2 separate regions of the Homo sapiens genome follow, and region 2 is linked to region 1. A link is a contact called in ENCODE Hi-C or POLR2A ChIA-PET data. All regions are on one chromosome and are shown on one strand. The core of a region is the stretch at or near the end of the contact, and the rest is flanking DNA. Distances in the headings are between cores, read along the strand shown. Region 1 has its middle 380 kb from the start of LINC01170. Region 2 overlaps LINC01170 (long intergenic non-protein coding RNA 1170).

Region 1 (5,153 bases), core at 894-3,393:
TTTGTTTGCCTACATTTATTTCTCCTTCCCCTCTAACATCACAATGGCTTTCCTAGAATAAGTGAATCCTCCCTCACTCTTCTCATGCTTAGTCCACATGATTTGGGTATGGCTGACTCCACCCCATGGCTCTAAGTAGGGCAGGTGACTCAGACCTGGAAGGAGGAGTACAGTAGCCCCTGACAGAATGATTACTCAGGAGAGAACGTGTGACCATCACAGCCATTTAACATCCACTTTTTCTGGAACTGCTGGGAAAGAAACATGAAATTTCTGTTGGATTTACTAATGTGAGAGCCTGTTAGTATGGAGCTGCTTGGGACCATTTCTCAAGGAATTATGTCAAAACAGAGGAAGCCCAAGTCAAGAAGAGACTAGTGTATTTCTGAAAGCACTCTTACAGGAGCAACATCCAGTGATTCTTGGGCCTAGACTTGGACTTTTCCGTTACTATCGCTGATACATTAGCCCATTTTTGCATAAGCCTGCTTGAGTTGAATTTTAGGCTCTTACAGAAGGAAGAGACATTTTGGTTATCACTATGGCTGACGCTTAAAAGAGAGATTTAAAATTTCAACTCAAATGCCCTCTCCCTTCTCACAATTTATCCAAACTTCTATTAAGCTTCTATTAAGGCTGAGTTCAAGTTATACATTCTCTGTGGGTAGCCTCCTCCTCTGGACTGTCATGTGAACCGCACAGCAAGAGAAGCAATGTAGAGGCACTGGGTTTCACAACACATGCAGTCAATTACCTGGATGGGGGCTAGGGGTCGCCAGGAGTTTAAGGACTACTTTTTAGAAATTTATTTGTTTGTCATTTACTAATTGTAGTGAGTTGAACAATGTTCCCCCCCAAATCTGTGTCAAACCAGAATCTCAGAATGTTATTTGGAAATAAGATCTTTGCAGATGTAGTTATTTAAAAATCTCAAGACGAAATTATCCCAGATATAAGGTGGGCACAAAGTTCAATGACAGGTATCCTTATAAAAGAGGAAAGGACACAGAGACCCAAGAAGAAGGCCATGTGGAAAGAGGGGCAGAGTTTGCAGTTATGTTGCCACAAGCCAAAGAACACCAGGAGCCACCACAAATTGGGAGAGGTAAGGAAGAATTCTCCCCTAAAGTCTTTGGAGGGAGCATAGTCCTGCTGACGTCTTGATTTCAGACTTCTGGCTCCCAGTGTTATGAGAAAATAATTTCTCGTTTTTAGACACCAAATTTTTTTATTATTTGTTATGGCATCCATATGAAATGAATACACCAGTGAAGCTATAAAGTATGAGAAAGTGGGGAGAAAGCTGAAAACTCTAAGAAATGACTTTGCTGGAGAAGGGGAAGTTCATGTCAAAGTTCATTAGCATTGAGATAAAAAAGATCAGTGCTATTCCCCATACACTGTACATTCTCCCTTGTGCCTTTATCCTAATTAATCAGATGCTGACCAGGCTTTGTATATTATCTGATGGCCATTCTCAGGAAAAGCAAGGATTTGCTGAGCTTTTGCACTTTTCTGAGATGGGGAAGGCACTGAGAAAAAGGGCGCATGACGATTTTACTACAGAAATTCTGCAGTGTGATTTGGCATCATGACAATTTGGCCATCTGCTTTGTGGAGGGAGTCCAGCACCATCAACGAGACAGTGTAATTTCTGTCACTTCTTAGAGAAGCATCCTTGTAACACAACAGTCCTTTGGTGGGTTCATTGTGTGGCAGTGTAAATTTTCATGACTAGGGTCCTCGTCCATCCTGGTTTGCCTCAGACAGCCCCAATTTATGCCTGTTGTCCTGGCTGAATTAATTACAGCCCTCCCTTTTTCACTTTGAAAAGTGTCCCTGTTTGGATGATAAATTATATAGCCACCTTAGCTATGACACAATCTCTCATTAAAAAAAAAAAAAAAAAGCTGTAAAGCTTTGCAAATTGATTTACTTTCATTTTCTTGCCAACCCCACAAGATTACTTACAATGTTTTGGAAATAGTAATTACATTTTTTTTTAAAGAGAGTTTTGCCTGGGAGTTAGAAAAGGGAAGTTCAAAAAGGGAAGTCTATGCTGTCTGTTTCCTAAAGACTGTTTCGCTCCTCCACAGCAGGTGCCCCCACCAGTGCCTCCCTACCCGCTCCCAGCTTTGGTGGCAGAGCAATGCCTCTATCCAGTGAAAGGAATTTGGCTGCTTCAGCAAGGTGACAACTGCACACATCCATATCTGCAAGGCAGGTGTAAGCTGGCATTTTGCCCAAGTCTAGCCAGACAGCTTCATAAATCCTGCCCTTACCACAGCCCGAATTACTTTTCATGACACAAAGCCAAGCTGTGTTATTCACCTAATGCCCCGATTTACAGTTCCCAAGACAAAAGAACATACAGATAGAGTTTCAGGGCTCTGTTTGCCTTCACGTTTATCTAAAGGTCAGTTTCAGGTCACGCTCAAGAAACCTGACAAATGGTGGTGAATAAACCTAAAAATAAATTAAATGCAAGTGGGAAACTTAAGCATTCCTTATTCTTGTGCCAAAAGAAAACTCAACCCAATTGACATTCTTTTAATATCTGAGATAAACAGCTGTTCTCTTATTCATGGCATCGTAGGGAATTATCATGCTCCCTTCAGCTCCTGCGCACATGTACATGTGTGTGCTTCCACATAAGGTACCCACATGTACACACATACACACGTCTCGGCGCAGTTCCCGTTTAGGTATTTGTTCTTGTGTCTTTAAGGACCTGAGTTCATGGAAGACTTGAGGGTCCTCAGAGTGAGAACTGCTCTTATCTGGAACAGTGCTGTGGTTGCCCAGGAGTACCACTCATGTCCTGCCAGGCTCAGGGGCACTAGGACGTCAAGCAGAAATCTCATCACTCTATGAACGAGAAAATCAGACCAACAAATGCCGGTCCTTGGAGAGAGATAATTGCTCATATGCCAGATTCATGAAGGTGAGAGTTGAGCAGTTAACCTGAAGAATGCTTCATGCAAATAGGCTTAGAACTGCGGAACAAGAAAGTGCTGGAGCCCCACCAACTGAAAATACCTCTGCAGAAACCTCAAGACCTCAACAGTCCATTGCCGAGTTGTTGGCCATGACAGGGCTTCTAGAGCAGCACTTAATTTACCCTTGGTAATTCTAAGGAAAATGATAGACAACAACAAAAAACCCACCTTCTGCCCTTCAGAAAACTGCAATAGACTTTGAGATCTACCCCACTATGCTGTGTTTTTCTATATGTAAACCTTCTCTATGATGTAGATTTTCCTTCCTCCCACTCCATCCCCAAACCCCCAGCCTCGCTTTTCTATTCACAAGATTGGGACAGAAATTTCACTAAGAGAAGTAAGACACTGCTGGAGAAGAAACACACTGAGCCCATCACATTTCACAGTGGGTTTGTAAATTCCAGCTGCCTCTGTTAGGGTTACAGAACAAGCCCAGAGTTGTTTCTAAAGACATAGTCAAGTAAAACTCATCACTGTCAAGCTTCTGAATGCAAGGAAGAAGTGTGGCAGATGAATGTGTTTCTGTGACTGGTTTGAAAACCTGCCATATGGTTTGTGGACAGTAGCATTTGGACAACTGAGGTATAAAGGAGTCTTATGGCACCATCAGCAGCCACATTTGCTCACTCTCACCCTCTCAGCTCTCACTTGTCCCACACGTACAGATGGGGCCCTACTGCAAGACTTTTTGGCTTTCCTCCTAACAGCTTCCATTGACTTACAAAGAGTGCAGGCTGGAAGCACTGGGATTTCATTCCCCCAGAGAGCAGCCAATGGCACATGGGAGTTGGTGGATATATACCCCAGTGGTGAGAACTCTGAGATATGTTTTACACTGGCTCTCAACAGTCCCCAGTGGGGTTATGCCCCCATTGCCCACCATGATAACTGGCTCAGTAGGGCACCGTTTAGCGGCTTCTTTACCTTCCCTCTCTCATTTCCTCATCCCACTACTGGTGCTACTTGGATCCCCTCACAAATAAAGCACTTGTATTAAAATCCTTATCTGGAGTCAGATCCTGGGGGATCCCAGCCTAAGAAAGCACACTATGAGGATATCTGTGAAAAGGCAGGTGGAACTACATAGATTATGTGACTTGTGTCTGAAGAGTGAGCCCCATAGGGCATTTGGAAATGGCACAGAGGATGTGCCCTGGAGTATCCACATGTATTGATGGAGGTTATAGAATGTGAACTTCCAGATGCAAATGTACTAGTAAAAAGTGCATTATTTGTGTGCATGTGCAAGCCAGGGAGTGGGGATTGTGGGGAGAGACTAGGAGGTAAGGATGTCTCATCTTCCATTATTATTAGAATTATGACTGAGAAGACAAAGCATCACTTTGAGATTTGTCTGTGTGTTTGAAAAGGCGGATGAATGTTATTAATGTATTCCAGGAAGTACTGAACACCAACTTGAAGCTTTTATCCGCTTTTCTTTGCTCTAATTTCTAAAGCAAAAATGTCTTTCCTCCAAATACTCTATTAAAAGAACGTATGAAATTAATGAAACACATCATTACTTTTACAATGGCCAAATTGTAGATTTGTCACAGTACAGAGATGGAAACTCATTAAGCTATTGTGTTTCTGCTTCACATTTTATAGTGCATTAGAAGAAAAAGAATTTTCCAAACCTACCAAACCTTCTTCTTTTCTATTGTCTTTCCAAAACTTCTTTTATAGTTTGAGCTGCAAATCATCTGACTTATCTCTCTATGCCTATAGTATCAGTAGAACAGAAATTAAGAATAGCTGTGGCTGAAAATGAGAATCTCAATTTGGGGTTGTAAATTTCATGCTTTATTTGAGAACTAGGATAGAGTTGACAAGTCTTTCCATCCTTTGAAAGAAGATGAGTAGAGCAGCATTCTTCTTTTATCATCCTGTCAAACCCCTTCCCTCATATCTTTCAGGGAAACTGTGAATTATTTATCCCACTGGGTTTGGGCATTTTAGCAAACATCAGCACTGTTGCAGTGTGAAGCCAAGCTGATCGTTCAGTTACCCTCCACATTATATTGAACAATGCTACATCCTTTGGCTAGATGCTATGTATACAGGAAAGAATGATATGAGAAATGGAGCGTGCATCAAAGTAGAATCCATCAGTTCTCCTTCTAGACTCTACTCCTGCACTTAATTAACTAC
Region 2 (5,074 bases), core at 558-3,057, 110 kb before region 1:
TGCTTTTGTGCTACATGAGACTCCAACATCATTCTCCTTATTGGAAGGGACTCTCCAGGAGCTTCCTTTTGTCCTTAGAAAGATGTCAAACTCCTTGGCTTGTCAGCCCCTCTGAAGAGTGGCCCCTCTCTTACCTGTGACCTTCTTTGGCCCACCCTGCTCCCCCTGGGCTCAGCACTCCAGTTGCTCAGGTCTTCTCTCTGATCCCAGAGGCTGCCAGGCTCATCTTGTGTTTTCATCTTTAGAATGTTCTTCCTCAGATCTTCACAAAGCTAGATCTTCCTTATCATTCCAATCTCAGCTTAAATACTACTACTTAGCAAGACCGTTCTTAAAATCTCTTATGATGTGGCCCCTCTTCTTATCCTTTATGGTGCTACCTGTGGGTTTTTATTTTCTACATTGAATTCTTACTCTTATCTGATTTCCTGTTAGTTTACTTCTACATTTTCTGTTAGACCATAAGCAGGGCTGTGCATTGCCCAACTCCAGGCAGACCCCTCACATTGTTGTCTATGTGGATGTTGTTCCTGGAGTGAGACAGGGTAAACCTGCCAGCCTCACACAGTGAGCTTGGTAACAGAAGCTCCTGGTAAATGCTGTTATTCCTAGTACCTAAAACAGTGCCTGACACACAGCAGGTGCTCCAAATATATTGCTAGAAAATGAACTCTTAAATTTAATGGTTTCTAGAGGCCTAGGGGAGCTAGAGAATGTATTTTAGCTGTAATCTTTTCCATTTCTATTGCTCTGGTGTGTTCCTCCAAAGAAAACCTATATTTAAAATAGTAAATATGACTAAATTTCTGATATAAATTACAAAGAAAGGAATCAATCATTTACCTGAATTGCTTAAGAAATTGCTTAAGGCTAATATGCTCATGTTACTGATAGTTTAATTTTAATGATTATAGGAAGAATTTTTTAAAAATCTTTTTCATTAACATTTGTATTTGTATATTAATCATAAATAACTAATGTGCTACCAGTATGGGATATTACCCATCTCTATAAATCTTTTGGGATAAGACCACTTTGCTAGGTAGATTAGATTTCACAATAATTTATATGAGTCTTTGAACTGAAAAATATTCCTCATTCTCAAACATTAAATATGCTGATGAGAAGTCATAACACATTTTATTTAAAAGGAAATATAACATTTTCTTCCAAAAATTCAAGCAAACGCAATCATATAGATAAATGAAGAAAATCTGAATTTGTGAACTAAAAATTAAGATGACCAGGATTATAAAATTTAAAATAGATTCTCCATCATATATCATACATTTATTCAGTTTTAGTATAAAGATCCTGCATAGGAAGTATTTAAACACTGCAGGGTTAGGTTTTCCTCACTGTGACTCATCTTTGGACTCAAGGATGAATGTACACGAGAGCTTTGGTCAGATTAGGTGAACGTGGTCTATTTGATTAGTAATTGATCCTGCGTGCATGTCACATTCCCTGGAATTGATAACAACCACAAAAAAGCCAACCCCTTTGCCTTCAAACCCACCTATGAAATAAAAATGCTGCAGCTAGTGTGTTTTTTAAAAATAGACATTTTATTACACTGCAGCGTTTCCTCCTTTTTCTCTGTGGTATCATTTGAAGTCTGTTTTTTAAAACAGAAGTTGAACAAATGAATCCTTCTGTCCTCACTTTCAGTTGTCAGCAGTGCTTCAGTGTGAGATGAAATAAATTGCCAAGCCCTTTCATCTTCTATAATCAGCTCTGCACAGCTGAGTACACCCACAGCCCTGCATGCCGCCTCTGCCAGCGCTGATTCTATGTGGAACAGGAAGTCTTTGTTAGTGCCACATTTCCAACGCTCTACACAGGAGTGGGTTTATTTTGCTTCCCTCCTTCCTTTCTTGCTCCCTTGCCTCTTCCACCTCCTTTCTCCCTGCCTGCACAGCTGACGTGCAGTTCATTTCCTGTAGGAAAGAAGTTTGGGGGGATTGACATTATTTTTTTTAAAAAGATATGTCTGAGGTAGGTTTTTTCCATCCTGCAACACAATCATGCGTATCATTCCTTTAGTCATGTACAAATTGATGAGCATTACAAATGGGAAGTTATTTGGAGAAGTCCTAAACAATGCCTTTACTAGGTCAAGATGTTATTTTATTTTGTTTTGCTTTATTTTATTTTACTTATTTTATTTTATTTTTTAGAGACAGAGTCTCACTCTGTCACCCAGGCTGGAGTGCAGCGGTGCGATCTTGGCTCAGTCTCCCAAGTAGCTGGGATTACAGGCTCATGCCACCACTCGTGGCTAATTTTTGTATTTTTACAAAATTTCACCATGTTGGCCAGGCTAGTCTCCATTTCCTGGCCTCATGTGATCCGCTCGCCTTGGCCTCCCAAAATGCTGGGATTACAGGTGTGAGCCACCATGCCTGGCCCAAATGCTTTATTTTTAAAAGCAGAGAAGCAGCACATTTATAACACCAAGGATATCCACAGAGATTTACTTATCACATTCCAGGTTTTATATTTCTAGCACCCAAACTACGTGGACTTCTATTAGGGAACAAAGCAGGGCATAACAGGTTGGTGTAGGGGCTACAAACAAATATCTGCTAGTTATTGCTAGTTTTCATTGTTCTTGTTTTCTGCCATGAACCCGAGTTCCTTTCAAGATCGTCCTTCCTTTAGTCCATGTACTTCTGGTGGGGCTACCAGTCCCTGATTTCTCCTTTTCTGCATCTTCTTCCTCCTTATCCCCACTACCATCATTCTGCTCTTCATCATAGTTGTCAGCACGGTGGTTATTAGGTGTCAGGTGCTAGTCTTAATGCCTTACATGTATAAACTCAGTTTAATCCGTTTGGCACAGTTTGGCTAAATGATTTGCCTAATGTCACGCAGCTAGTTAAGTGGTGAAAGTGAGATCCAAACCTGGGTATTGTGTCTCCAGACTTCTGTTCTTATCTAGTTCACAATAGTGCTGCTCTAAGGGTGGGCAGATGACTTACTTGTACCCTACCTGCCTGGAAACAAAGATTAGTCCAAGGCTGGGCACATGGTCCAAGAGAAGGGAGATGGTATGGGTAGAAGTTGCACATTTTGTCTTTCTGCAGGCGTTACAAAGCTAGCAGGATGGGACTCTGGGGCTGTTAGGGGACATCATACCCGTCGTGTGCAGAGATGGAGCCTTGATACTTACTGAGTTCTGTCTGGTCCAGCTGCTCCTGAATGCAGTTTATCCAGAATTTTTTTTTTTTTTTGTAATGTGAGCCAGTAAGTTCTCTTTGTTTGCTCAAGCCAGCTACCTTGGAATGTCTACCACTGTTAGAAGAAGGGTTATCGAGTGACAGAGGAAAAAAGCAAAATGTCAACAATTCCCAAAGAATGCCAGATGTCCCCCATCTACCTGTGCCTACCGTAGCCCACCACTCCCCTCCCCCAGGGCCCTATCCAAATGCAATTAGCCCTGTAAAAATGATAGTGTCTACTCAGTTAAGCCACTGGCTTTTTATACATAAAAAACAAACCCATTTTAAGATGAGAGGATATGCTGGCTTGGAAGTGTGTATTGATCTTTTAAGGCTGAATTTATAAACTCAAATTCTGTCTCAAGTGGGAAAGGACTAGAAATGAATTATTGTTTTCCAGCCACTTTCTGGTGAGAAGGATCGGTAACACTTGGAAACCAATTATAACAGTAACAGACCAGAAAAGTAATTCCTGGGGAATGTCTTTCTCTGGGGTGCTGCTGAACACCAACAGAAGGAAAGTTATTTCTTCTTAAGATTCAAATTAGCTCTTTCCTCAAGACTAAGTTCTTTAGGAACTTGTGATATAAGGAAAGTATATAAGTTGGAAGTACAAAGTCATCATTTCCTCTTAGAGTGGTCCTGTAGTGTGCTCCCAGGTGGTTTTATGAAGACCAAGTTGATGGCCATTTGCCTGAGGTTTGCAGAATTGCCTTGTTTTATGGAAGGAGATTGTGTTGTATTTATCCTGTAAGCCTAGCACCAAACACAGTGCCTTTCACATTACAACAGCTGACATTTATCAAGCACTCTTACATCAAAACTTTTTAAAGAAGCTCATGCACTTTTTTTTAAACTTACTTTGTCTGATGATATGGGTACTGTAACGACCAGCATCCCTATTTTACAGATAAGGAAACTGAGGCACAGAGTTGTTAAGTAACTTTGGCAATCAACCAGGTACCAAGTGGGTGAAGCAAGGGTCTGAGCAGGCAGTTAGGTCCTGAGGCCATATTGTTAACCATTGTGCTATACTGACTTCTCTTGTAGAAGGTGCCTAATGCATATTTCTTGACTGGAACTGAAACTGTTGAATTTCCCATGTGGCCCAGCTAGCAAGAAAACAGGCTTTTTATGTTGTAAAAAAATAAATAGCTACTCCGAGTTAAAAGAGCCAGCCACAATCAAAATTCCTTCATTTTCCTGAGGCTTTGATTACCCCAAGATAATTCTAGTCTGTAGAATCACTTTGCTGTCATCAGCATACATAATTAAATATTTAGTAGGAAAATTAATATATTTAAATTTGTTTAAAATTAAGCTGACCACTAATAGCTCTGCTTATCAGTAGAAACTTTATATTTTTATAGGACAACTTAAGAACATTTTAATGGCCAATAAAATTGCTCCCTAGATCCTAGCAGTTTTCAGATTCCAAAATTGTAGCTGAAGATACTGTTAGTCATTCCTAAATTACTAACTGCTCATTACTGACTTCTAAATTGTCTCGTTTATCTTTACATTTGAGAAAAATAAAAAAATATGACTTCCCTAGAGGTAGATTACATACAAGGTAGATATACTTTATAAACTTATGTATACATTTAAGACATAGGTTGCTATAGAATAAAAACACACTGCACTATCTTTGTATAAATACATCTGAATATAACTAAGTCTATGTATTATCTAATTTGGGGAGAAGGGATCAAAAGATCATACCATTATAAAGTTGATTACAATAATGGTATGATTCAATTGTTTCCATAAATAAATGGATTTTTTTACCAAGTTTAAAAAATACTTACATTAATTTCTATTTTATTTACTTTCTGTGCATTATATATTTA

The links. A loop is a pair of places that touch in the nucleus more often than their neighbours do. ChIA-PET counts read pairs that join two places held with the same protein, here RNA polymerase II (POLR2A). Pooled maps may share reads with other maps.
Region 2: a pooled map shows a loop between it and region 1 (2.1-fold over the local background). The contact joins two enhancer-like sites. A Hi-C loop is called at or near these places in 1 of 168 maps with a recorded cell type or tissue (B cell), 1 of 37 single-sample maps with no recorded cell type and 3 of 50 pooled maps. POLR2A ChIA-PET finds 5 or more read pairs at or near these places in 4 of 52 experiments (CD4-positive, alpha-beta T cell, OCI-LY7, Panc1 and 1 more).

The regions. Positions count from the first base shown.
Region 1 is chr5:124,054,386-124,059,538 of GRCh38, reverse strand. No RefSeq gene overlaps it. Among named protein-coding and RNA genes, the nearest start is that of LINC01170, 380 kb to the left of the region's middle. RefSeq lists an enhancer at 2,638-2,827. Within about 2 kb of position 2,143, at least 10 of the 41 ENCODE cell types and tissues checked have a DNase peak (open chromatin) inside an H3K27ac peak, as active enhancers do; they include B cell and OCI-LY7, where a contact is called at or near this core.
Region 2 is chr5:124,159,669-124,164,742 of GRCh38, reverse strand. All of the region lies in intron 4 of LINC01170 (long intergenic non-protein coding RNA 1170), which reads left to right. Among named protein-coding and RNA genes, the nearest start is that of LINC01170, 280 kb to the left of the region's middle. Within about 2 kb of position 1,807, at least 5 of the 41 ENCODE cell types and tissues checked have a DNase peak (open chromatin) inside an H3K27ac peak, as active enhancers do; they include B cell and OCI-LY7, where a contact is called at or near this core.